Regions from separate parts of the Homo sapiens genome. Here region 1 is linked to region 2. A link is an interaction called in ENCODE POLR2A ChIA-PET data of the cell type or tissue named here. Cell type or tissue: endothelial cell of umbilical vein. All regions are shown on one strand. Links, peaks and the distances in the headings refer to the core of each region. The heading gives the core; the rest is flanking DNA.

What was found. Peaks named below come from ENCODE experiments on the same cell type or tissue, not always from the same donor. Only the 100,000 strongest peaks of a DNase experiment are listed, where the experiment ranks them.
Region 1: POLR2A ChIA-PET joins it to region 2 with 8 read pairs; 1 of 35 experiments calls an interaction of 5 or more read pairs at or near these places.

The regions. Positions count from the first base shown.
Region 1 is chr19:1,836,620-1,839,516 of GRCh38, forward strand. The region is part of intron 1 of REXO1 (RNA exonuclease 1 homolog); the gene reads right to left. Among named protein-coding and RNA genes, the nearest start is that of REXO1, 10 kb to the right of the region's middle. RefSeq lists an enhancer at 440-1,434. In endothelial cell of umbilical vein, for the core only: a CTCF peak has its summit at 1,164 (motif pointing right); a DNase peak (open chromatin) is centred at 1,202.
Region 2 is chr19:2,489,223-2,492,119 of GRCh38, forward strand. LOC124904614 (a long non-coding RNA gene) reads right to left here. Exons shown (of 2, transcript XR_007067090.1): 2 at 2,484-2,897. Among named protein-coding and RNA genes, the nearest start is that of GADD45B, 15 kb to the left of the region's middle. RefSeq lists silencers at 1-42, 53-142, 163-262 and an enhancer at 1,639-2,140. In endothelial cell of umbilical vein, for the core only: no CTCF peak of the experiment used is centred there; no DNase peak of the experiment used is centred there; H3K4me3 peaks cover 227 bases; H3K27ac peaks cover 885 bases.

The DNA of each region.
Region 1 (2,897 bases), core at 130-2,629, 650 kb before region 2:
CCTATAGTCCCAGCTACTTGGGAGGCTGAGACAGGAGAATCACTTGAACCCGGGAGGCGGAGACTGCGGTGAGCCAAGATTACGCCATCGCACTGCAGCCTGGGCAACAGAGCAAGACTGTCTCAAAAAAAAAAAAAAAAAAAAAAAAGAACCCGGCAGGCCCAGCCCCTGCTCCGGACACCGTTCGGTGGGCCCGCAGGGCTCTCAACGCAACCAGGCATCAGCAGGACTGGCCCCTCCAGCCCAGGCAGTGGGCCCCGCATGCTGGCCCAGAACAGGCCAGGCAGAGACCCCAGATGGAAACAGACAGTCCCTCCCGCCTGGGGCTTAGCTGGACAAAAAAGATAAGCCTGACACTGCGGCATGAGATAAGCAAGACTACCCCCAACCTAGCCCCTGGGGGAGCCATCTGGGCGGCCTGAGGCTTTGAAGGTGGAGACAGAAGAGGACATTCCCAAAACAGCCACAGCGGCAGAGAAGGCACGGGGCTGACCCTCGCGAAGCGCAAGGCAGGGGCTGGTTGTGTCCACGGGAGCGCCCATCCCATAACAGACCCTCTGGGAAGAGGGGTCTGGAGGACAGCACCCCTGAAGTCCACCTCCTGCGGACGGCAGAGTAACCATAAGGTCCCCACAAATGGCCATACGTCCACTCTGGGGGTCCCTGCTCCTGGGGCCTCCCCTCCAACCCTCACAGTGGGACGTCCTCCAGCCCCATCCTTGGACATGCGGGCGCCCGGGGCCCTCCATGCACAGCCCACTGGACAGATAGGAACCCGCTGCTCAGAGGCAAAGGGACCAGCACTCTGCACCCAGAGGAGGTCCCACAGCTCCTAGACCACACGGGGCAGAAACAGGGTCACCTGGAGAGGGCTTCGAGGAAAAGTCCAGCCAGTGCCGGGGGCCTGGACCTCCACCACCCAGCAGCTTCCAATACCCTCTCTGAAATCCAAGGTGGCCCAGCTCTGCCCCACCCCCCACACCAGACTCCACCCAGGTCTCAGAGCTTGCTGTGGAGGCTGGGCTGTGCCTGCAGCAGCGGCACCTGGGGTCTACCCCACTGCCCCCAGGGTTCTCCTCGACCCCCAGGGCTGCGATCCGAGCCTCCCCTCTGCTCCAAGGCACCGCCCTCCCCACCTCGACAGCGCAGTGTGCAGTGCCAGGACCGCCCAGCAGGTGGAGCCACACGGCAGGGTCCAGGGGAGAAAAAGAAAAAGGTCCCGGCCTGACCGGGGACCACCAGCTCTGCTCTCTGGGGCGTCCTGGGCATTTATTCACCTCATGGGGCGGCCGTCCCCACATGCCATGACTGGACGCGCTGCTGTCCCAAGGCTTACAGCTCGAGGCTAGGGGACAGGGACGGTAACCAGGACAGAGGTCACTGCCTTTCAAAACAATGTAGAAACAGGCTGGGCGCAGTAGCTCACGGCTCTAATCCCCGCGCTCTGGGAGGCTGAGCCCAAGGCCGAGGCAGGTGGATGATTTGAGGTGAGGAGTTTGAGACCAGCCTGGCCAACATGGGGAAACCCCGTCCCTACTAAAACTACAAAAAATTAGCCGGGTGTGGGGGTGCCTATAACCCCAGCTACTCAGGAGGCTGAGGCAGGAGAATTGCTTGAACCCGGAAGGTGGAGTCTGCAGTGAGCTGAGATGGCGCCACCGCACTCCAGCCTGGGCAACAAGAACGAAACTCCATCTCAAAAAAAAAAAAAAAAACCAGCTGGGCGTGGTGGCTCACACCTGTAATCCCAGCACTTTGGAAAGTCGAAGCGGGCGGATCACCTGAGGTTGGGAGTTCGAGACCAGCCTGAGCAACATGCAGAAATCCTGTCTCTACTTAAAAAAATACAAAATTAGCCAGCTGTGGTGGCACATGCCTGTAATCCCAGGTAATCCCATGCCTGGGCGCAGTAGCTCACGCCTGTAATCCCAGCTACTCGGGAGGCTGAGGCAGGAGAATCGTTTGAACTCGGGAGGCGGACGTTGCGGTGAGCCGAGATCGTGACATTGCTCTCCAGCCTGGGTGACAGGGCGAGACTCCTTTTCAAAAAAAAAAAAAAACTGAAACAGAAGGGTACAAATGGCAAAGGACAAGAACCGGCAGGGAGGAGCCAGCGGGACCTTCTCCCCCTATGCCTCTCCATCCCTGCCAAGAGCCCACCTTGGCTGTGAGCCACTTTCATGGTCCACACAGAGTAAGTTAAGAGTCCAGCTCTCAGCCGGGCACGGTAGCTCACGCCTGTAACCCCAGCACTTGGGAGGACAAGGCTGGTGGATCTCTTGAGCCCAGGAGTTCGAGACCAGCCTGGGCAACATGGTGAAACCCTGTGTCTACTAAAAATACAAAAATCAGCAGCTGGGCACGGTGGCTCACGCCTATAATCCCAGCACTTCGGAAAGCTGAGGCGGGCGGACTGCCTTGAGCTCAGGAGTTTGAGACCAGCCTGGGCAACACGGTGAAACTCTGTCTCTACTAAAATACAAAAAATTAGCTGGGCGTGGCGGCGTGCTCCTGTAATCCCAGCTACTCGGGAGGCTGAGGCAAAAGTATCACTTGAACCCAGCAGCGGAAGTTGCAGTGAGCCAAGATCACGCCACTGCACTCCAGCCAGGGCGACAGAGCGAGACTCTATCTCCAAAAAAAAAAAAAAAGAGTCCAGCTCTCAGCTCCTCCTCATCCCAGGGCCTTTTCTGTCCCCAAAGGACATTTCCCAGTGGGTGTTTCTGGGACTCCTGTGCTCCCCGTCAGGCACAGAGGACTAAAAGCATCCAGGAGCCCTGCAGCCTCTTCCAGGGGCTCACAGAGAAGCTGGAGTGGGCACCTCCACGGGGCGCTGCCCCTCAGCCAGGGGTTCACAGGCTGTTCCTAGGATGGGTGCCGTGGCGCCTAAGGAGGAA
Region 2 (2,897 bases), core at 259-2,758:
GGGGTCCGGGCCGGCGGCAGCTCCGGCGGCGTCTCCCTCCTCCAAGCCCCTGGCGGCGGGCGGCCGGGCCGAGGGCGGGGCGTCTGCACAGACCCTCCTTTTGTGAGCGGCGCCTTCCCCGGGCGGCCTGGCGCGCAGGGCTCGGGCACTGCGCCAGGGCCCGGAATAGCCTCCCTGCCCGGCCGCCCGCCCCACGCCCCGGCGGAGCCGCCTGACCTGCCCGGTCGGGCGCAGAAGAGCCTGGGGCCGCGGTGGCACAGGAACCGGGTGCGTGCTCAGCTGCACGGGGCTGCAGCCGCTACTCTCCGCTGGGCCGGCACTGGACGCGTGCAGCCGGGCCTACTGTGCGCAGCCCGTCTTTTGTGTGAAAACGCCCGCTGTGTGCAGATCTCCGTCTTCGTGCAGGGCCTACTGTGCGCCGCACCCCCCTTCCATGCAAAGCCTACTGTGTGCAGAACCCCATTTGCCTGCAATGCCTACTGTGTGCGGCCCCTCTCCTGCGTGCAAACGCCTGCTGTGTGTGACCCTTTTCTTGCATGCAAGGCCTACTGTGTGCAGAGCCCTACCTTCTTGCAGTGCCTACAGGGTGCAGCCCCTCTCCTGCGTGCAGACGTCCACTGTGTGCAGATCGCTGTCTTCGCGCTGGGCTTACTGTATGCAGCACCTCTCTTCCATGCAAAGCCCACTGTGTGCAGAGCCCCACCTGGCCGCAATGCCTACTGCGTGCAGACACCCAGATACATACAAAACCGACTGTGTGCAGGCATCCACCTACATGCAAACACCTGCACCTGCACTCGTGCAAACACCCACCGTGCACAGGCACCCACTGACAAACATTCATGTGAGGAGCCCCCAAGCTCCCACACTCCCAAACGGCCTTGTCTTTTTGTCTTTTTTTTTTTTTTTTTTTTTTTTTAAGATGGAATCTTGCTCTGTCGCCCAGGCTGGGGTGCAGTGGCACGATCTCAACTCACTGCATCCTCCCCCTCCCAGGCTCAAGCGATTCTCCTGTCTCAGCCTCCTGAGTAGCTGGGACTACAGGCGCGCGCCACCACGCCCAGCTTGTATTGTATTTTTAGTTTTGTATTTTTAGCAGAGATGGGGTTTCACCATGTTGGCCAGGCTGGTCTTGAACTCCTGACCTCAGGTGATCCACTTGCCTCGGCCTCCCAAAGTGCTGGGATTACAGGGGTGAGCCACCGTGCCCAGCCTCATTTTTTTTTTTTTTTTTTTGAGATGAAGTCTCGCTCTTGTGCCCCAGGCTGGAGTGCAATGGCGCAATCTCAGCTCACTGTAACCTCCACCTCCTGGGTTCAAGAAATTCTTCTGCCTCAGCCTCCCGAGTAGCTGGGATTACAGGCACCTGCCACCACGCCCGGCTAATTTTTGTATTTTTAATAGAGACGGCATTTCACCATGTTGGCCAGGCTGGTCTCGAACTCCTGACCTCAGGTGATCTGCCTGTCTCAGCCTCCCAAACTGCTGGGATTACAGGCATGTGAGCCATGGTGCCCGGCACAAACAGCCTTGTCCATGCAAGCACAAGCACCCACATGTGTCTAAGACCCTGGTGTGCACACCTGCACTCTGACCTGCACTGCGTGTTCCCACTAGGGAAATGCAAATATTTCTAAGCTCCAATGCTCACTCCACAGAGCCCCGAGGCCTGTGAATACCCGCGGTATACAGAGATCCATGAGGTGCCAGTACTCAAACTGTGGAAGCCTGCACGTGCTGATTTGGGGTGGGAGTAGAGTGCAGGGAACTCATCTGTGTGCAGCCCCTTTCTCTGGGCCCTTTGTGTGCACCTCAGTTTACCCCACCTGGGTAAGAGACTCTGCCCTGCTGGAGTCTCTTCTGGTTCTGACTTTGAAGGGCTCCAAGGTGTGGGGGGAAAGGGGGCTGCATTCCCTCTCTGCTGTGTGCCTCTGGGTGGTGGATTCAGGCTAGCAGGGCTGGGGGCTGGGCCTCCAGGCCCTTCCCGGAAGCCCGGGAAGCAGGTGCAAGGGTAGGCAGTCTCCACGGGCAGGGCGCCAGACCTTGGCTTCCCTGAAACTGGGCACAGCAGCTGGGAGAGGTTTCCGGGCCCGCCTGGCCCCACCTGGCCCCTGGCACTTTCGGAAGATGGGCGGGGCAGGCAGGCAATGCCAAGGACGGGCGAGGCCCAGCCTGCACAAGAGTCGCCGGTGAACCTGTGCGCACACACGGGTGTGCATGTATATGTGTGCACACGTGCATGGGCCATGCTGATGTGAGTTCTGTACCCCACCTACAAACGGGTGTGCTCATGAACACGTGCAGGGTCACCCTGGCACATGAACCGTGCAGCACAGGCAATGGCCCAGCGGTAATTCACCCATAGCGGTGACAGGAAAGAGATGCTTGTCTGCTTTGCTCACTGTGCGTCTCCAGCACCCCACAGCTGGTTGGCACTTGGTGAATATTTGCTGAGTGGACAAATGAGTGAATACACGAACACATCATTTTGCAAATATGTACTGAATGTCTCTACTCTGCATACCAGACATTTGCACATCTTCAAACAACAAAAAGATCCTGGGAAACGACATTCTAGACATCCACGGGGTGGGAATAAGCCCACGCCTGAGAGTACACACTCATGTCCAGGAAACACCTGAGTCCACTTTGATTTGTTCACCTCCAGAAGCCAGAGCCTGGTGCCCACACACAGGCCCTCATGCAGAGACACGCATTTTCTTTCTTTTTTTTCTTTCTTTCTTTTTTTTTTTGAGATGGAGTTTTGCTCAGTTGCCCGGGCTGGAGTGCAGTGGCGCGATCTCGGCCCACTGCAAGCTCCGCCTCCCGGGCTCACGCCACTCTCCTGCCTCAGCCTCCCGAGTAGCTGGGACTACAGGCGCCTGCCACCACGCCTG